5 separate regions of the Homo sapiens genome follow, and regions 1, 2, 3 and 4 are each linked to region 5. A link is a loop called in an ENCODE intact Hi-C map of the cell type or tissue named here. Cell type or tissue: heart right ventricle. All regions are shown on one strand. Region 1 has its middle 21 kb from the start of MIR6071. Region 2 holds the start of LOC284950 (a long non-coding RNA gene). Region 3 holds the start of LOC105374842 (a long non-coding RNA gene). Region 4 has its middle 14 kb from the start of MIR6071. Region 5 has its middle 25 kb from the start of ATOH8.

What was found. Peaks named below come from ENCODE experiments on the same cell type or tissue, not always from the same donor. Only the 100,000 strongest peaks of a DNase experiment are listed, where the experiment ranks them.
Region 1: a loop joins it to region 5, with 4 times the contacts of the local background. A loop is called at or near these places in 105 of 110 quality-filtered maps.
Region 2: a loop joins it to region 5, with 9 times the contacts of the local background. A loop is called at or near these places in 105 of 110 quality-filtered maps.
Region 3: a loop joins it to region 5, with 2.0 times the contacts of the local background. A loop is called at or near these places in 13 of 110 quality-filtered maps.
Region 4: it touches region 5 in a loop (4-fold over the local background); 43 of 110 quality-filtered maps call a loop at or near these places.

What each region holds. Positions count from the first base shown.
Region 1 is chr2:85,802,871-85,806,870 of GRCh38, reverse strand. No RefSeq gene overlaps it. Among named protein-coding and RNA genes, the nearest start is that of MIR6071, 21 kb to the right of the region's middle. RefSeq lists a silencer at 2,135-2,332. In heart right ventricle, CTCF peaks have their summits at 1,859 and 2,061 (motif pointing right); no DNase peak of the experiment used is centred here.
Region 2 is chr2:85,812,838-85,816,837 of GRCh38, reverse strand. It overlaps LOC284950 (a long non-coding RNA gene), which reads right to left and starts at 1,708. Exons shown (of 3, transcript NR_038888.1): 1 at 1,483-1,708. In heart right ventricle, a CTCF peak has its summit at 2,444 (motif pointing right); a DNase peak (open chromatin) is centred at 2,447.
Region 3 is chr2:85,677,591-85,681,590 of GRCh38, reverse strand. LOC105374842 (a long non-coding RNA gene) reads right to left here and starts at 243. Exons shown (of 3, transcript XR_940317.3): 1 at 83-243. In heart right ventricle, a CTCF peak has its summit at 2,227 (motif pointing left); a DNase peak (open chromatin) is centred at 2,270; H3K27ac peaks cover 2,453 bases.
Region 4 is chr2:85,796,061-85,800,060 of GRCh38, reverse strand. No RefSeq gene overlaps it. Among named protein-coding and RNA genes, the nearest start is that of MIR6071, 14 kb to the right of the region's middle. RefSeq lists an enhancer at 2,626-3,369. In heart right ventricle, a CTCF peak has its summit at 1,875 (motif pointing right); DNase peaks (open chromatin) are centred at 690, 1,930, 2,960 and 3,300; H3K4me3 peaks cover 606 bases; H3K27ac peaks cover 3,668 bases.
Region 5 is chr2:85,727,410-85,731,409 of GRCh38, reverse strand. It overlaps the pseudogene RNU1-38P. Among named protein-coding and RNA genes, the nearest start is that of ATOH8, 25 kb to the left of the region's middle. In heart right ventricle, CTCF peaks have their summits at 2,069 and 2,268 (motif pointing left); a DNase peak (open chromatin) is centred at 2,259; H3K27ac peaks cover 2,291 bases.

The sequences.
Region 1 (4,000 bases), 75 kb before region 5:
CTTCACCCTGCATCCACCACAGGCTGAAATGCTTGTTACCTCCTTTGCACACTTTCTGCATACCTTTGTTACAGCAAGTGCCACGATACTTATAATTAATTGTTTATAAATCTTGTCCTTCCAGAGAGTGTGTGCTCTGAGGACAGGGGTCAATCCTTACTCTATTTGTATGTGTGTCAGCTTCTAGCACAGCCAGTACTCAAAAAAAAAAAAAAAAAAACCAGCCTGCTGAATAAATAAAACCCCAGTGCTTTGGTTGTATGTTGAATATTAACCTTGAGCTTCCTCTTTGGGCTCTACATGGAGTTGCTCTTCAGGTAACCTGTGAAGTTTCCCACTATAAAGAAAGGACTTGCTCAGTTCCTTATTAAGCAATACTTATTGAGCAACTACTGTGCACTTGTATCAGTTAGTTATCACTGCATTCATGCTGTGTAAAAAATATTTTTAAAAAATTCCAGTGGCATATGACCATGACCGTTTATTTCCTACTTGTCTGAGGGTTAGCTGGAGGTATTACAATGTGTTATTATTACAAGCCCCACTTTTCAGATGAGGAAACCAGAGATGCAGAGAGGTAGAGTAACAGTCCAATTTTGCACAGTTGATAAGCAGCAAAGCCAGACTTAAAACCCAGGAAGCCTGGCTCAAGTTGGATTCTTAACCATGATGTTGCACTGCCTCTCCATCTTGGAGAGCATCCCACCGCTGTGCATGAATAACTTACTCATTAAAAAAAAATCACAGCCTAATATTTCAATAAATGGATGTTAATATATCATATCATATGTCGTATTTAGCCAGTCTGATATGGTTTGGCTATGTGCCCACCCAAATCTCATCTTGAATTGTAGCTCCCATAATCCCCACGTGTTGTGGGAGGGACCTAGTGGGAAGTAATTGAATCATGGGGGCGAGTTTTTCCCATGCTGCTCTTGTGATAGTGAATAAGTCTCATGAGAACTGATGGTTTTATAAAAGGGCAGTTCCTCTGCACACACTGTCTTGCCTGCCACCATGTAGGAAGTGGCTTTGCCCTGCTTTGCCTTCCGCCATGACTGTGAGGCCTCCTCAGCCATGTGAAACTGTGAGTCCATTAAATCTCTTTTTCTTTACAAATTACCCAGTCTCTGGTATGTCTTTATTAGCAGTGTAAGAACAGACTAACACCACCTCTGTGCATCAATAATTTACTCATTTTTTTAAAACCCACAGCCTAATATTTCAATAAATGGATGTTAATATACCATATGTAGCCAGTCCCTACTGATGCATGTTTAACTTTTTCCCAGTCTTTTGCTATTATGCAATGGTGCATGAATAATATGTGCCCCACTCATTCAGCATCTGCAAAGTGTATCTGCAGGAAAAATTCCTAGAAGTGGAATTGCTGAATCAAAGTTATTTGTCTTTATAATGGTAATAGCTTTTGCTGAATTGCTTACCAAAAATCTATGGAGTATCAATGTCTCCACACCCTCTTCCACACCGTGTGTTAGTGAGCTTTTTGATCTTTAACAGCATGACGGATGAAAAATAGTATCTCAGTGTTGTTTTAGCTTGCATGGGTTTTTTTTTTACTATGTATAGATTGAAAAAATGATGCTACCTCATGGGGTTGTTGTGAGGATGAAATGTATTAAGACTATTGACCCATACCAAGTTCTTAGAGCAGTACCCAGAACCCCAGAACATAGTAAGCACTTAATAAATGTTCAGTGCTATTACTATTATATATTATGTGAAAGTGCTGGAAGAATAAAGCACAGGGCAATATGCATAATATACTTACTATCTGTGGGAGAAAATGAAACAAGAATATATATACACACACATACCCATACGTACATACGTATACGTGTATGTATGTACTTGTGTATATATGCATACATAACAGTCCTCAGGAAAGATATGCAAAAGTAGAAAACATTGATGCCTGTAAGGAAGAAAATGGCTGCTGGTGACAAGAGTGAAGAGATTTTTCACCTCATTTCCTTTATTTCATAATTTTTAAATCATATGCAAGAATCATTTATTCTCAAATGGCTGTAGTTCCTGATATCCTCCTGCAGGGGGAGGGGAAGATTCCAGCCCCGTGGTTTTAGCCCCAGTCCCCAGGAAGTGGTTACAGCCCCTCTTGCCACCTTCCTACCCTTGCCTTTTGAGAGTGCCAGATTCAGCCCTGAAGACAGTTCAAAAGAAACAAGGTTTGCACAAGCTGAGGAATTGAAAGGTTGGTGCTTATTCTCCCCTATCTCCCCACCTTCTCCAACCCCTATCAGTGTATCCATGCCCATCAAGGTAGGAGGAGAAAAGCCAGTGCAAAAAGGAGGGAACCTGAAGCCTCTGCCACCTTCCCTGAGGGGTAAGCAGAAAACAGTCCTGGACTTGGGTGCCCTAAGCTTCAGCCTCCCACTTGCCACTGACCTCCTGGGGAGGCAAGAGCCATCACCTCCCTGGGCCTCAGTTTCCTCAGAGTTAAAAGGGTTACTGACACATAGCCTCCATCAGGGCATTTGGATTAAATGAAGTAAGAAATGTGTAGCCACACTGAAAAATACCAAAGCATGATGTTGATGAGGCTTCCAGAATATAAGAGTAGAGTAACAGGCAGTGCTCCGGAGCTGTCACCAGAGAGGGGCGTCTCTCGGTGTCACTGTTGGCACCGCTCCACAGAGCACCTGCTGCTAGCATAGACCTCCAACCTGGGAGGACCTCCTCTCATTCGAGAGAATGAATGAAACACCTAACCACGCACTACCAGATGTCACACAGTCACTGTATAGAGAATGAAGAGAATGATGCAGGAAAAAGAGAAGTCAACTCCACATTTAGTAAGTGTCTGCAGGAATTTTGCCGAATGCATTAGAAACATCAACCTTTGGTGAAATCCACGGATTAAAAACTTACGTGCTCAGCCATTAAGAGGAAGGAAACTCTGACCCATACTACAGCATGGGCGAGTCTTGAAGACATTATGCTAAGTGAGCCAGTCACAGAAAGACAAAGATTGTATGATTCCACTTAGATGAGATATCTAGAATAGGCAAAGTCATAGACACCAGAGGTAGAATAGAGCTGCCATGGGTTACAGAAGGGAAATGGGGAATTATTGTTTGATACCTTCTGAGTTTCAATTTGGGGTGATGAAAAGTTCTGGAGATGGATAGTAGTGATGGTTGTACAACACTGTGAAAGTACTTAATTCCACTGAATTATAAACCCAAAAATGCTTAAAATGTTAAATTTTATGTTATATATATTTTACCACAATAAAAAAATTGTTCCCTCCAAAAAAAAAAGAAGAAAAAAATTCACTAACTTAATGCTCAAAGCAAAATTTGAACAATCACCTCAGCAGATACTGAACTAGTTTGGAAATAAGAGCCCTGAAATAAACACTCAATCCCAAGACTAGCAGTTGTGGGCATGGAGCAGTGTGGAGAGCTGAAGGGAGCAGCAGGGCCTGTCAGAAGAGGGATCCACCAGGTCCAAGCTGATGCAGTCTCCTGGCCATGCTGTTTGGAGTTCCTATCAGTTATTAATGAGGAGCCACTGGGCAGTGAGACTAGAAGCCACTGTGTAATCTTTTTTTTTTTTTTTTTTTTTTTTTTTTTTTTTTTTTTTTTTGCGATGGAGTCTCAGTGTGTCACCCAGGCTAGAGTGCAGTGGCACAATCTCAGCTCACTGCAACCTCTCCCTTCCAGGTTTCAAGCCATTCTCTTGCCTCAGTCCCCCAAGTAGCTGGGATTACAGGCATGCACCACCATGCCTGGCTAATTTTTGTATTTTCAGTAGAGACGGGGTTTCACCAGGTTGCCCAGGCTGGTCTCAAGCTCCTGACCTCAAGCGATCTGCCCACCTCGACCTCCCAAAGTGCTGGGATTACAGACGTGAGCTACTGTGCCCAGCCACCACTGTGGAATCTTTATGGTCTTGTAGATCTAAGTCTGCAAAAGCAATATCACAAAATGTGTATGGTTCTCATGTTACAGTGTGA
Region 2 (4,000 bases), 85 kb before region 5:
CTCTGAACTGCATTATAAATGTAATATATTACATTTCTTTTGTAAGCACTTCAGTTGCCTAACAAAGCAATTGTATTGCCTTAACAAGCAAAATATCTTCAAATAATAAATTCTTATAAATCTAAGAAATAAAATGTTATTAAAATAGTGAAGCATCAGTTTTCCTTGAAATTCCAATAATTATTCAGAAAAATAAGGTCATTTTTTTCCCTTTGCAACTTAAAATCACAAGTCTAAATTCTTTTAAATTTTTTTTAAATTTTAGATTCAGGGAGTACATGTACTCGTGTGTTACATGGGTATTATATGTGTAATAGTGGAGACTGGGTTTCTAGTGTACCCATCATCCAAATATTGAACATTATATGCAATAGGAGATTCTTCAACCCTTCTCCCTGCTTCAACCCTTCTCCTCCTCCCTCCCAGCCTCCTCCCCAGTTTTGGGGTCCCCAGTGTCTATTATCTCCATCTTTACGCCCATGTGTACGCATCGTTTAGCTCCTACTTATAAGTGAGAACATGAGGTTTTTGATTTCCTGCTTCTGAGTTAGTTCACTTAGGATAAGGGCCTCCTGCTCCATCCATGTTGCTGCAAAGGACATGATTTCATTCTTTTTTATGGGTGCATAGTATTTCGTGGGGTATACAAACCACATTTTCTTTATACAATCAACAGTTGGTGGACACTTAGATTGGTTCCATGACAAGTCTAAATTCTAGTACATATTTAAAACTGGAGGCATCAGGCTAATCTGTCGGTCTTTAATGTTAGATTCTTTAGACTATTACAGTATTTTAAAGAAACAAACATACGAAGATTACTCCTAAACTTAGCATGAAAGTTTTGCTTCTAAAGGCTTACCTTATTTCACTATCTTCATGTTTAAACTCAAGCTTTCCCAGGTTAGAAAAGGGCTCTCGAAGCAGCAGATGCACCATCTCCAGCAGGACGAGGGTGTCACCCTTGGGTAACTGGTGACACTGGGCTGGCAGTTTCATTGCCACGAGTGCTTTTTTTTTTTTTTTTTAAGAGAGCTTAGTGTCTTCAAGTTGAGTTAATAGCTCATTAATCAAAGAAAATTAAAGATCACTTTTTATTTTGCCCTATTTATAAACAGAATAACATGATTTGTGGACTGAACATAACAGCTAAGGATAACTAGGTCTCTAATTTGGATCTCTAACCAAATCTCTTGGTTACAGATTTAAAACTGAGGACTGCAGATCTGGCTGTTGCAGAGTCCAGAGGGCCACAGTTGGACCTGCCAGGCCATTTTTATAGTTGTGATGACAATAAGGGGTCCCCAAGTTCATTCTTCTCAGATAGGATTGGCTTTGCAACCCAGGCTCCTGGGCATTTAGCCCCTTCCCCAATTTTCCATAACCTCCTTTTAACTTTCACTGCTTTAGATGGGGAGTGGCATGCCACATTCGTCACAACCAACTCCTTGCCCCAAGTTTCTGCAAATGGATTCAACCAACCTGCTCCCTGTCTGGGCCGTGTCTTGTTGGCTTCAGTTGCAGCGTGCAGGGCACTCCAAGGACACAGCACTTTCCCACGGGCACGTGTGGCTGCCCAGCACAGAGTTTAGAGGGGCAGGAACTTTTCCTGAGATAATCATTTGTCTTTTGTTCTTGACATATTTTCCTTCCCTGTTCAGCCAACCTTTCCTTTCCTGCTTTTATTTTCTAGGATCTGGAGCAATTTAAGGGGATTAGGCTGCGGGTTGGGGAGGGGAGGAAAAGGTTTGAGAAAGGTTTTGAGAGAACTCCATGGCTGGGAGCAGCAGTACCTGCTGAGGTGGGGGCGGGGGAGCAAGACCTCAGATGGCATAGCCAAGCTGTAGGGGGCCTCAGGGGAGCGAGTGGCATGGCCTCAGGCCCAGGCTGCCAAACTGGGCAAGGAGGCAGCACAGACCCCCTGAGGCTTGGACACGAAGCTCTCACAGTGGTGCTGACGCACTGAAGATTTAAACACTACTCCCTCACACCCATTTTCTGGCATCACCTTAGACTCCCTGGCTCTTGCACAGGCCTAGGGAGGAGCAGCACCCACTCCCATCTCCAAAAGCAAGTCAGAATGAAGTTTTCTGCAGCCCAGCCAGAGGCGGAGTCAGATCTAATTTGATTTTAATAGAATAAAGAAGGGTACTGTTTCCAGCATCCCTGAGTCCTGTTATATTTTGCATAAAATGATTCAGTCTGGGGTAGAAGGAAGGGCATTGCAGGATGAGTCTGGCTCTGCCATTTAATAGCTACGGGACCCTGAGCAACTTTCTACACTCCTCCTAGCCTGTCTTCTCATTTGTAAAATGGGAATGAGTTTCCCATCTACCGGGGTCCCTCCTGCTCCTGAGCCCTGGCTGCTTGAAGTGGAGGTTCTGCTCATGCCAGGTGTGAGGATCACCCTCCTCCTGTACCATCGATGCCAGCCCAGCCTGGACAGCAGAGGGCGCTGTCACGCCATGCAGACTGTTCCTGTTCCAAGTCCACCAGCTCTCCCGGCTGTACCCAGCAGCTGATGGTGGCCAGTGTGCATTCTCCCTTATTCACTGGAGCAGTCCAGATGCCCTGACCCTCGATCTGCCAATTTTTAGACACAAGTAACACGCCCCCAAGTTCTCTGGCCCCCTTAGGCTCCTTACTCGTGATCCTCAGCTGCCTTGGCACTGCGCCCTTCTGGAAGCCCCTGGGGTGGCTCACGTGTGGTCCCAAACCAGTCTGCACCCATAGGGCACCACTGCAGCTCTGCCAGATGTCTGGGGTATCCCACATGGCACCCCAGACTCCCAGCAGCCTCCACCTGTATATGCATCCCTCCCCCAAGCGTCAAAGGTGTGAAGTGGTTGGGGCCAGGAATACCCCCACTCTAAGGGGTGGGGAGACTCAACTACGAGTCCTGCAGAGGCCAGACCAGGGGACGCCAGCCTTTCCATCATCAATTCCTCCCTTCTTACTGCTGGGCCAGCTCACTGGGTCATCCTGTCACCCCTCAAGTCTAGCTCCCCACCACAACTGTGACTCCCACTTAAACCAACACTTCAGCTCCCACAGTGTTCCAGGTGCTCTCATACCTCTCCTGTCTCTCAATCCCAAAGTAAAATATACATGATTACCACCATGGGGGAACTGAGGCTCACAGGAATGTTAAGTGATTTGTCCAAGACCTCATGGAACTGCAGTATCAGGACCCACACCCAGATCTCTGGATTCCAAGGGCCATGTTATTTCCATGACACTGTCGTGCCTCTTGGGTGTGGGCACTGGGGGTTTGGGCTGTTTGGGGGAAGTGGGATGGCAGCTCTAGCTGCCCAGCAGAGGTCTGGGAGATCCACTATGTGGTCTCAGGCCTGGCATGGCCCACACTGAGGTTGGCATCATGTGGCTCATGGGCAGGCCTGGAGCCCCTCTGATCCCAGAATGGAAACCCTTTGCAGGCTGCTGGTATAGGGAAGCCCAGCCAGGAGCTCACACACCTGCCGTTACCTGAGGTTTCTGCCATTACCTGAGACAGCATGGGCTCCTGGGAGGCCCTGATGACAGAACAATTAAGGGGGTTGTAGGGGGAAGGGTGGGCAGAGGAGTTACACCCCCACGTGCTTGGCAGCAGACGTCAGGAACACGGGGTGATGCCCACATTGTCTCCTGCCTCCTTATACAAACTGTCTGGGGCTTCTCTTTTTCCTTCATACAAGTCACCAGTGAGGACAATGTCACCAATCACCCAATATTTACCACCAATGAAAATTCGTTTCCACAAATGGGAGACCCTGCTCTGCACAAGAGACTAGACCAGACCTGTAGGGTTTGGGGGATTTTTTGTTTTTGTTTTTTGAGATGGAGGCTTGCTCTGTTGCCCAGGCTGGAGTGCAATGGCATGACCTCGGCTCACTGCAACCTCCGCCTCCCAGTTCAAGCAATTCTCATGCTTCAGCCTCCTGAGTAGCTGGGACTACCGGCGCATGCCACCATGCCTGGCTAATTTTTGTATTTTTAGTAG
Region 3 (4,000 bases), 50 kb after region 5:
CTCACTTGTCTGCTGGCTTCTGTCCCTGGATGTCCTGGTGCCTGACCTTTACCACACCCCTGTCCTGGCGTTTGACTCATACCTGATGTGAAAGGACTGGGCACTCTGCTCTCAGCTTCCAGAACTGCATTCCCCAGCCTGACCCTCCGTCTTCTGGGATTCCTGCTTCCCCCTCAGGACTGTTGATCCACACCAGCCCCTCATCCTCACAACCAAAACAGGACAAAATCTACACCAGCGAGAATTGTTTTCTAACAGCTTCTTGTTTGCTAGTATATTTGACTGGGAAAGGAAGGTTTTTTTTTTTCCTTTGGCTTAATTTTTTTTTCAAAGTACAAAGACAATGAGTAATGACCACATGTAATTATACCAAGAAATACCATTATCAACAAGGTGATACACATCCTGCCAGTATTTCTCCAGTGTTTCGTATTGTTGTGTTTTTTTCTTTTTCATTATTAACCTAAGTTTCCTGAGGCATACCAACCTGTGTGTAAATTCTGAGTGGTGACATTTACCCTTATTTTACTGTCTCTTACCCTGTGGGCCATTGCAGTACTTTACATCCCCAACAAATTGCCCTTCAATTATGTCTGCAACTTATTCACCAAATCAGCCAGTTGTACAGTGGCAGTGCCTGGCACCACCATCTGGATAGGCACCAGCCTGTTTCCCAGGATAATTGGTCCCCAGGGTGCTGTTCTCTCTGCAGTGCCACCAGGGCCTGCTGGATGTGGCCATCTCTGCCAGGGATGCAGAGCTGGGCTGTGTCCCCTAGCACCCTGGAGGCCCCAAGGCAGCCAGGGTCTATCCTGAAATGAGAATGTCTCCCCTCCACTCTGGTTTCCCAGTTTGTTAGGCCATTTGAACCTACATGTCCTGGAGCTTTTAGCTGAAGCATCTCCTTCAGCATTTACTTGCAGACATCCTGTCACTGGGACTTGGACAAGAGCCCCTGGGGGCTGGGCTGGGGCAGACCTCCCTGTCAATTTTCAGAACTGCCCTACTCCCTGCCCAGCCAGAACACTGGGACTCTGCTACAAGTGGAGCTCCAGCCTGGTTGGAGTCTCTCTCAGCAGTTGCTCTGATAGCCTTTAGGATGGTGCCCCCAACCAGTCTGCAAAGCCTCCAGACCTCAGACTGCAGCCCTCGGTCATGTTCATTGATTCAGCAAACACCAAGTGAATGCTACTCTGTGCCAGGTACTCCGCCAGGCACTGAGAACAGGAAGATGAGTAAACATGAACATGGGGCCTGCCCTCATGGAACTTACTTTCTAGTGGGAGAGAAGACAATGATCAAATTACAAATAAGTGGACCCAGCGTGGTGAGTTACACCTGTAATCCCAGCACTTTGGGAAGCCGAGGCCAGATGATCACTTGAGGTCAAGAGTTCGAGACCAGCCTGGCCAACATGGTGAAACCCCACTTCTACTAAAAATGCAAAAATTAGTCAGGTGTGGTGGTGGGCACCTATAATCCCAGCTACCTGGGAGGCTGAGGCAGGAGAATCGCTTGAACTTGGGAGGCAGAGGTTGCAGTGAGCTGAGATTGTGCTACTGTACTCCAGCCTGGGTGACAAAGCGAGACTCCATCTCAAAAATATATATATATACACAAATAAGTGTAAACAGTAAGAAAGAACAGCTTGTCCGTGCATGGTGGCTCACGCCTGTAATCCTAGCACTTTGGGAGGCCGAGGCAGGCGGATCACCTGAGGTCAGGAGTTCGAGACCAGCCTGGCCAACATGGTGAAACCCTGTCTCTACTAAAAATACAAAACTTAGCCGGGTGTGGTGGCACATGCCTGTAATCCCAGCTACTCGGGAGGCTGAGGCAGGAGAATCGCTTGAACCCAGGAGGCAGAGGTTGCAGTGAGCCGAGATCGTGCCATTGCACTCCAGCCTGGCCTATAGAGCGAGATTCCGTCAAAAAAAAAAAAAAGAAAAGAAAAGAAAAATGAGGGAAGGGGAGGGGAGGGGAGGTTAAAATGTTGTAAAGCCCAGGTACTCGGTGCTGCCGCCTGTAATGAAGGAGCGCCTTCCTCAGCAGGTGCGTGGGCCCTGGGGTGTCGAGAGACTGGACCCCCTGGTGTTCCTTTAGTTCAGCAGAAACAGCTGCCCCAAGAAAGTTGGGCTGCAGCGAAGTCCGCGAAGGGCAAGGTGTGGGGATCGCGCTGCCCAGGGCGGTGCATCTCCACCTGGCTCCCGGGCGCCACCTTCCGGTCCTGCTTTGGAATTGCACTCCCTGGCCGCCCTGTGTTTGCGAGTGAGGGTTGGGAAGGCTGGGTGGCGTCCTGCCAGGTTGCTTCCTGAGCAGAAGTTAAGCCTGTTCCTTCCCAACTGGAACATTTAACAGCCAGGGAGAGACCCCAGAATTCTCTTTTCTCCTGGCATGATGATGGGCAGTGTTCAAGACGACCACTGCAAGTCAGCCTGTGCCCCGGGGTGACTGTGATGAGCAGAGTCCCTGGCCACACATAATGGGCCTGAGCCTGGGCATGGGACGTAGCTTTGTGGCCCTGAGCCACTACACTTAGGGGTTTCATGGTAATTTCCTGGAGACAGAGGCTCCTAGTGGCTGAAGGAATGTCTTTGTTGTGTTTTCTCATACAGGTGGCTTGGTGAGAGCAGGGCTGCGCTGCCCCTTCTGTCACCCCCACCCTGTGCCTGGAACAGCACTTGGGCACAGAGCCAGGACCCATCAGATTCAGCGACCTGACCCCATCTTCCTGGGAAAACACTTGTTCGTTCCTGCAGGAATGGCAGCTGGTGCCCTTCCAGTCAGAATCAGCTTCTCTTTTCCTGTTGAAGCCACCATCACTGCTCCCTTGTCCTAAGGCAGCTCAACTAAGGAGGTGCCCACTCGGCCTTCCCTGCTCCAGCCTCAAGATGCCTTCCTCAGGCTCCACATTTTCCCTCCATACTTTGCACCTGTTCAGGGCACAGCCCTCATCATGCCCCTCAGGACTCCACTTGAGGCCTCTTACTTCAGGGAGAGACCAAGAAGAGGGGCCTGAAGCACTTCCTGCAGAAAGGAGACCCAGCCCCTGCCAGAGGCCTGTGTGGCTTCTTATCTCCTTAGACCGGAGCAGTTGGAGGCTGGGTCAGAAAGGCAGAAAGGAACAGAAACCAACAATGGGCAGGAATGTCCTCCAGCTACAACCTATAGGCGCAGCTACAGCCAACAGGTGCAATTTTAGGGACATTTAAAAGGGTCATAATTCCATAAACAAAATGCGGTGTATGCACACAGCCTTTAAAAGGAAGGAAATTATAAGAGATGCATGATAACATGGATGAACCCAAAAGACACTCTGCTAAGTGAAATAAACCAGTCACCAAAGACAAATACTATATGAGTCCACTTCTAGGAGGGACACAGAACAGTGAAAATCATAGAGACAGGAAGTAGAATGATTATCAGGGGATGGGGGAAAGGAGAGTTAGAGAGGAGAAGTAGAATGATTGTCAGGGGATGGGGGAAAAGAGAGTTAGAGATGGGAAGTAGAATGATTGTCAGGGGATGGGAGGAAAGGAGAGTTAGTGTTTCATGGGCACAGAGTTTCTGCTTGGGAAGGTGAAAAGCATTCTGGAGATGGATGGTGGTGATGGTTGCGCATCAATGTGAATGTACATAAAGCCACTGAATGTACACTTGGAAACGGTTAGAATGTAAATTTTTTTTTTTTTTTTTTTTTTTAGATGGAGTTTCACTGTCTGTCGGCCAGGCTGGAGTGCAGTGGCGCAATCTCGGCTCACCACAACCTCCACCTCCCAGGTTCAAGCAATTCTCATGCCTCAGCCTCCCAAGTAGTTGGGATTACAGGCACCCGCTAGCATGCCCAGCTAATTTTGGTATTTTTAGTAGAGACGGGGTTTCACCATGTTGGCCAGGCTGGTCTAGAACTCCTGACCTCAGGTGATCCACCCGTCTCGGCCTCCCAAAGTGCTGGGATTACAGGCGTGAGCCACCACTCCTGGCCTAGGATGCAAATTTT
Region 4 (4,000 bases), 69 kb before region 5:
TTTACTGTTTCTCAAAAAAAAAAAACCAGAAAAAGCTATAAAAATATTTCTTCCTACTCTTTCTAATCAACCCCCCACGGCCCCCACCCCAAGCTGGTCTAGAGGAAGAAGACTGATGAGGAATTCCTGGCGCTGTGCAGTGAGTCCGGCTGGTGAACCTGTCAGCTCTGAGTCATGCCAAGTGCAGGGCAGGCAGGTGGGGCGGGGCCAGGGGCCTGGTTAGACAGTCAGGATGTGCCAGTGAACACAGCATCAGGGCACGAAGTCACAGCTGGGACCATGTGAGTGGAGAGGGGTTACGCCAAAAATCATGAAAGCAGAGGTCAGAGGCTGCAGAGTCGCCCAAATGGTGAGAGTGGCCAAGGTGTGGTGTTGGAGGGGATGTTCCAGGGTCCAGGGTCCAGGGTCCACATGTTGACCCTGAAAGTCAATGATGAAAAAACATGTGGACTTTGCATCAGGGCCAAGCATCAGGCTGAGGACAACGTTCCCACTTCCAACAAGCCCCCAGGGCTGGGAGGAGAAGAGAGTCCAGGAAGCTATGCTCTATATAAGAGATGGGAGCCAGTGCAGGTTGAAAAGACCCCAGGTGCCTCCCCCACCCCCAGGGCACAGATAGGTAGGAGCAGCCAACTGGATTGCAGCCCCAACATAGCCACGAGGGCTGCCAGGGAGCCTGTTGCTGCCCCAGCAAGAGAGTTGGCTGCCAGGTATGACTGCGCTGTCCCCTGCTCAGGCAAGGACGGTGACTGGGTTTAATGTCGCCTGCCAGCTCTGATCTGTGACAGTAGCTCTCTGGACTATGGGGCTGAGAAAGATTCTAAGACCAAGCTGGAGCTTAGGAGGAACTGCTGAAGTGATTAATTAGTGATGTCTGCCAAGCCACAAAAGGAGGGTATTTTAGCCCAAGTGCTACCATTCCAGCAGGCACTCTTTTTCCACTAGGGGTTCACCCTCACCTCTTCTTCCCCCACTTGTCTGCCTTCCATCGTAAGGAAAACTTCCATTGTAAGGAATATTACCCACAATCCTATGTTTTCATTCTGGCCATTCACTGCTAGGGTTTTCTGCATACAGAGAGCCTTTTTATGTCATTCTCATCAGAAAGTACATCCTAACTGTAAATGCTTTTCCACTTGGTATTACAGTACAAGGGTTTTCCTATGATTGTTTTTTAATATCCTTTTTAAAAAAGTAACACAAGATCGTTGTAGAAAGTACAGAGTACCAGCAATGAAAAAAAACCTTAAAACCTTTCATTCTAAAACCCATAGAGGACCCCAGAGCCTGCCAGGCAGTAGCGGACCAGGAGGATCCTCATACTAAGCGATAGCGCTGGGAATGGCCATAAGTATCACAATTACCTGGGATGCTTTAAAAAAAAAATGCAGATTCCGTCTTACACACATGTTAGAAAACGTCAGTCCTCCCCCACCCACCTCCCCTGTAAAAACAAAAATAGGCAAAGACTATAATAAACAAGACAATTCACAGAAACAGAAATTCAAGTGGTCAATAAATATGAACAATGTTCTTCTCTATTAGGCAGGAAAATGAAAATTAAAGCAATGAGATGCCTTCCCTGCTTCCCCAGAAGACTGGCAAGAACTCAAGTGTGATAACGTCCAGCACAGGCAGAGAAATGGGCATGAATTGCTTCAACCTCTTGGGAAAGTAATCTAGAGTTGTTTATTAAAATTAAAAATACTCTATACATACACTGGACAGAATAACCACACTTCCATGATCTAGTCTACAGAAGTCAAACCACCAGGACATAAAGATACATGTACAAGTACATTTAATGAAGCATTCATCCATTTGTGCAACAAATATTTGTTCATCAGCTACTGGAGACTGAGGACAGCATTCCTAGTTCCAAAAAGCCCCAAGGGGGCACTGTTTAGACACTAGGGATGCAGTGGTCAGCAAAACAAAAACCCCCGCTCTCATGAACTTTACGGTCTAGAGGGAGGTGATAGTGTTTTCAAACTGACATAGCGTGGCAGAGAGTGATGAGTACTATGGAGAAAATAAAGCAGGGGAGAGAGTGCTAGGGGAAGTAGGGGAGTATTGCGATTTAAAATAGAGCCATTGGCTGGGCGCGGTGGCTCACACCTGTAATCCCAGCAATTTGGGAGGCCGAAGTGGGCAGATCGCTTGAGGTCAGGAGTTCGAGACCAGCCTGGCCAACATGGTGGAACCCCGTCTTTACTAAAAATACAAAAATTAGCCAGATGTGATGGCACACACCTGTAATCCCAGCTACTCAGACGCTGAGGCAGAAGAATCGCTTGAACCTGGGAGGCAGAGTTTGCAGTGATCCAAGATCTCGCCAGTGCACTCCAGCCTGGGCGACAGAGTGAGATTCTGTCTCAAAAAACAAACAAACAAACAAACAAATAAATAAGATCGAGCCATCACGGAAGGGCTTGCTAAGGAGGTGCTATTCAACCAGAGGACTGAAGATAATGAGGGAACGAGCCAAACGGATACTGGGGAAAGAGCATTCCAGGCAGGGGGAACAGCCGATGCGAAGGCCTAATGCAAAGAGTGGCTGGGTTTGGTGTGTCAACCACACAGACGACAGCAGTGAAGGTGAGGTCAGGGAGGTGCCAGGGCAGGTGGTGCGGGGCCTTGAAGGCAAGGATTCAGCTTCGCTCTGGGTGATGCAGATAGGAATATCTATTGTGATAGACAGAGCGATATCTATTCCTATTCGTCTCTGGGATACAGACAGGAATTGGAAGTCAGCAGCCTATGAAGGGCGTGGCCCTGAGTGAGTGGGGAGTCCCGAGGACTGAGCCCTGGGGTGTGACAACAGGCAAAGGGGGCCTGGAAGGAGCAGCCGGAGAAGCAGGAGCCAAACCAAGGAGACGGAGCTGCAGAGCCAGTGAAGACAACATCTCAGCAGGGGAACGGGCTGCGCCGATGCCTGATACGTCCAGTCCAATGAGGCCTAATGCTCGACCTGTGGAGTCAGCACCATGGACACCCTGAAGAGACCAGCTCAGGGGAAGGATGTGGATCTCTGCTGGTGGGCACTTGAATAAGCCCCTCAGGGAGGAGAGTGGGAAGGACCTCCGAGAGCAGAGAAGGCAGCTGACAGGCCCGGGGCAGCAGCTGCAGAGGGGCAGCTGTGTTTCTCCAGAGAACAATGGGGTACCCTGTGTCCTCGAGCTCCAAGGCGGGCGCCTCTCTCCCAGGGCCAGGAGGAAAGCGGATCCCTGCGTTAATTAAGTCTCATCAGCAGCAAGGCAGTGCTTGCCAAAGTCCTGCCTCTGAGGAAGCACTGGGCAGCAGGGACAGGCGCTGGCTCCTTGGGAAAGTGCTCAGGCCTGGGAGGAAATGAGCCCTGCCTAAGGTCCCAGCCAAAGGAAGGCCACAGCCCTGGGAGGGGCCCAGAGGACCTGGGCAAGGACAGGCCGACCGGGGCCAGTGCTGAGGGGGAAGGCAGACGGAATGAAATGCCTCTGCCTGCCTGTGGTGGATGATGGCCAGTGGGGCAGGGCTGGCTCTAAACGCTGGGTTTAGAGTAGAAATTCCTTAGATATTTAACTCAGTCTGGTGTTGAATGAGCAGATATTATCCTCTCCGTCTCTGGGATACAGACAGGAATTGGAAGTCAGCAGCCTGAGTGGGGAGTCCCGAGGACTGAGCCCCGGAGTGTGACAACAGGCCAAGGGGGCCTGGAAGGAGCAGCCAAAGAAGCAGGAGCCAAACCAGGGAGACGGAGGCGCAGAGCCAGTGAAGACAGCATCTCAGCAGGGGAACAGGCTGCGTCCATTAAGTACCTGGAAGAGGCTTTAGTCACCATCTCTTCCAACCACTTTTTACAAAGAGAAACTGAGGCTCAGGGAGGGGAGCGACTTGCCCTAGGTCACACAGCCAGTGAGTGGCAGGGCCAAGAAACAGCACTAGGGTCCTTGGCACCCTGTGACCACCCACGGGCCAGACAGTGCCCAGCAGATGTTGCTGCCACTGGAATCCACGCACTGAG
Region 5 (4,000 bases):
ACAACAAGCGTGACTTCACCCTGTGCCCCCCAACACTGCAGGATAAGGACATGAAGCCAAGTACAAATGTCACACATCTTCAGGGAGAACCAATTTTATTCTGAAGTTTTTTGGGAGGATGAAAATTACCAACAAGAATTTCCCTCGTTCTAAGATCTGCATTTTCCCCATATTTTAACATTTAATATCTAATTTTAACATTTTAACATCTAATGAGATCATGTTTTTTGCTTCTCAAAAAAAGAAAAAAGGATACGTAAGGATTTATATATCCTTAAATCCATGGTGCCTGTTGCAGTGACATCACCTTAAGACTAAGCAAATAAACCAGTCACACAAATCGCTTTAAATGGAAATGCAAGTCATTAAAAAAGATTGTTTTTAATGATAAAACTTGCCAGGAGGCACTAAAAAGAAGGTGAAAGGCATGTGAACTTTTAAGAAAATGAATGAGAGGTCAAAAAAAAATGTTTTTCCTACGTTGGGCCACTGTATGTCATGCCCTGGCCTGCGTCCCTTCCCTCTCCCTTGCCCTTGGCCATGCTGCGGGGAAGAAGTCCGAGGATGGCTGCCGGACACTGCCACCTGGGACTCACCTGCCCAGAGGGAGACTGCCTGGGAAAAAAATTAATGGCCGGGTGCAGTGGCTCACTCCTGTAATCCCAGCACTTTGGGAGGCCGAGGCAGATGGATCACCTGAGGTCAGGAGTTCGAGACCAGCCTGGCCAACATGGTGAAACCCGTCTCTACTAAAAATACAAAAATTAGCCAGGCGTGGTGGTGGGCACCTGTAATCCCGCTACTCAGGAGGCTGAGACAGGAGAATCACTTGAACCTGGGAGGCGGAGGTTGCAGTGCCGAGATTACGCCACTGCACTCCAGCCTGGGCGACAAGAGCAAAATTCCTTCTCGGAAAAATAATAATAATAATAAATTAAAGATTGGCAAGGCAGGGGTGTCCCACGTGACACAGGAGCCTCATGGCCCTTTGGTGACACACCTGTGTCCACAATGCCTGTGGGGTGAGCACAAGTGAAGACCGCCAGGCTGCTGGGGGCAAATGGAGTGCCGCAGCCATGCCTGGCCTTCCCCTTCCACCTCCACTCCCCTCTGGGCCAATCTTGGGTGAGGACAGAGCTTCAGGGACCACACAGGTCATCAGCCAAAAATGAGTCCAGTTTGTCAAGGAGTTACCTCACCCAGCCAGACCCGCTTCAAACTTTTGCGGGAAGGACATGGCTAGGAGGAGAGCTGGAATCCCACTGGAATAATCCTGGCTGGTATAAGCCTGAGACCCTCCGTCCATGTCTTTGGAGAAGGAAGCATCTGGGCTGGTGCAAGCTCTCCTGTCACCCTTGGGGACAAAGGGTCGTGGCAGCTGTGGGCCCAGCCCGGAGTGGGTAGGCAAGGCTGGCTCTCATGCCCTCTGGCTTTGCCAGGTCCTGAAGCCCACTGACCCTGACCCTGGACCTCCTAATGACCTCCTAACCCCACCCCTAAAATTTCTACAATAAACCTGTTTATTTTTACAATCTCTCACCATCTTCCTGAGCCTAGGTTCGGCCTGCCTCAGCTATCCCAGCCCACATCCTGCCTGGGACTCAGAGGCAAACCTCACAATTTCGAGACCATCTGACATTCCTTCAGCATCTAATATTTTTCAACCTGGGACCATTTACCCAACATCCCTCTAGACCGGACTTCTCAGCCTCTTCCTGTGCCTCAGCTCACATGAAGGATGGCATTTGCAGGCAGCTGCACACCTCGGGCCACCTTTAAGCCAAATCCCTGGCTTCTAATTCCGCCCCTCTTTCTCCCACTTCGTGCTGCCTCCGAATCGCAGATGTCCGTCTATTATTGCACTTTGCATCGTGTACCTCGGTTACTTATTTAGGTGCCAGTCTCCCTTGGGGGCAAGTCCTGGGTTTTATAGAGGATTTTTTTTTTTAATCTCCGTGGCCCCAGTGACCAGCCCAGCATCTAACACACTGCTCACAGGAATCCTGTGTCCCTGAACCCTTCTCCCGGGCCAAGATCAGACCTGTTTGAGGAAGATGGAAAAAGTGCTCTGTGAGCAGGATTATGAAATGACAGGGATGACGTGAGGGGCTTTCGAAACCCTGGGAAGGAAGATGCCCACGTGAATGACAGCCCCTTGCTATTCTCGGCCACCCGAGGTTCAGGTTTTAACTCAGGACAGCTGCCCGGAGCCTGCAGTCAGCCGGGGACAGAGCCTCCCGCCAGCGCAGCAGACCTCTGCTGCCCCCTCGTGGTCCCGGGACCTCAGCCGAGTGGGGTCTCCAAAGGCTCCAGCTTCTCGTCTCTGGGAAACTTCTCAGCCGCAAGCCTGAAGACAGAGATTTCCACCTCACAGCTGCCTGGGGAATGCCTCTTTGCAACAGGGAACCAAGAGGAGCTAAGAGCAGGGCCTTAGGGGGTTTTCCATTCACAGCTTTGCAGTTTAACTCACAGTGTGACTTTCAGTGACCTCCTTCACCATTCCAAGCCTCAGTTTTCTCATCTGTAAAACAGAGATTTTAATATGAATCCTCCCTCATGGGTTTTGTACAGATCAAGGGAGATAATAAATGAAAATTGCTTAACACATAGTAAAGACCTGGCACATACAAGGACCCAGAGGGGTAGCTATTGCTATTATTATAATGAGGAGAATCTGGGTGACCCTCTCGTCCACCCTTCTATTCCCAGGACCTGGGGACTGCTCCTAAGTATCTGCTGAATGAGTGAATGTATTACAGGTGCTTTTGACTTTCTTCTTTCTACTTTCCATTCACGTGGGCATCTTCCTTCCCAGGGTTTCGAAAGCCCCTCACGTCCTCCCTGTCATTTCATAATCCTGCTCACAGAGCACTTTTTCCATCTTCCTCAAACAGTCCAATCTTGGCCCGGGAGAAGGGTTCAGGGACACAGGCTTCCTGTGGGCAGAAATTTTATTCTAAAATTTCTACAATAAACATGTTTATTTTTACAATCACAATAAATTTTAAAACTTTAAACAAGGAAATGTGTAAAGAAAAGGGAAAATGGGAGGGGTACACAAAGTTTATGCTCATGCTTACCTGACAGGGGAGATACCATGATCACAAAGGTGGTTTTCCCAGTGCGAGGCTCACCATTGCACCCCGGAGGTGCAGACCCCTGTGTTTTCCCCAAATGAGAAAAATAAGAAAAGAAAGAAAGAAAGTTTCGTCTTCCATTGGATCGACTCCATTCTCCTCCTCCAGGTGGTGATGGCAACGAGCAACAGGAACACACTCCTTCCCCAAACACCTCACCCTCCACCTTCTCAAATTGGCCCAAGTTTGGGCGGAAATGTTAGGCCACCCCAGGCGCAAAGCCCTGGCACTGGGCCGGTTTCCTGGAGTAGGTGGATCTGGGTTGGTGGGGGCTGTGGCAGTTCCATTCTGCTTCCCTGGGCCAGGCTTGGAGCATTGCGCTTGTCACAGGCTTTGGTCTTGCGGGTATTGAGGCCACCATGGGCCTCATAATTATTTCCTTTGAGTGCAGATTATTTGCCAGCGCAGAGAGGTGGTGGCAGACCTAGCGTGGGGTGGGGGAGATGGACTGATGCAGACAGGGTCTCGTGGAGAACGCCGGCTCCTGTCACTCACAGGGGAGTGGAGTCAATTCAGAGGAGGATACATTTTTTGCACCCTCCCACTTTCCCATATTTTCCCTTTTATTTACCCATTTCCTCATTTAAAGTTTTAAAATGTATTATGATTATAAAAACAAACATGTTTATGGTAGAAATTTTGGAATATACAGGAAAGTAAAAAGAAGAAAGTCAAAAGCATCTGTAATACATGCACTCATTCAAGAGATACTTAAAGCAGCAGGGAATAGAATGGCGAACGAGAGACCCCATCTCAACCCTCCCAGAAATCATGCTTAGGTAGGGGATCCCATTACCCTGAGACAACCACTTACAATAGTTTCATATGCTTCCTTTAAGTTTTTTTCCATAAATATATCTAAC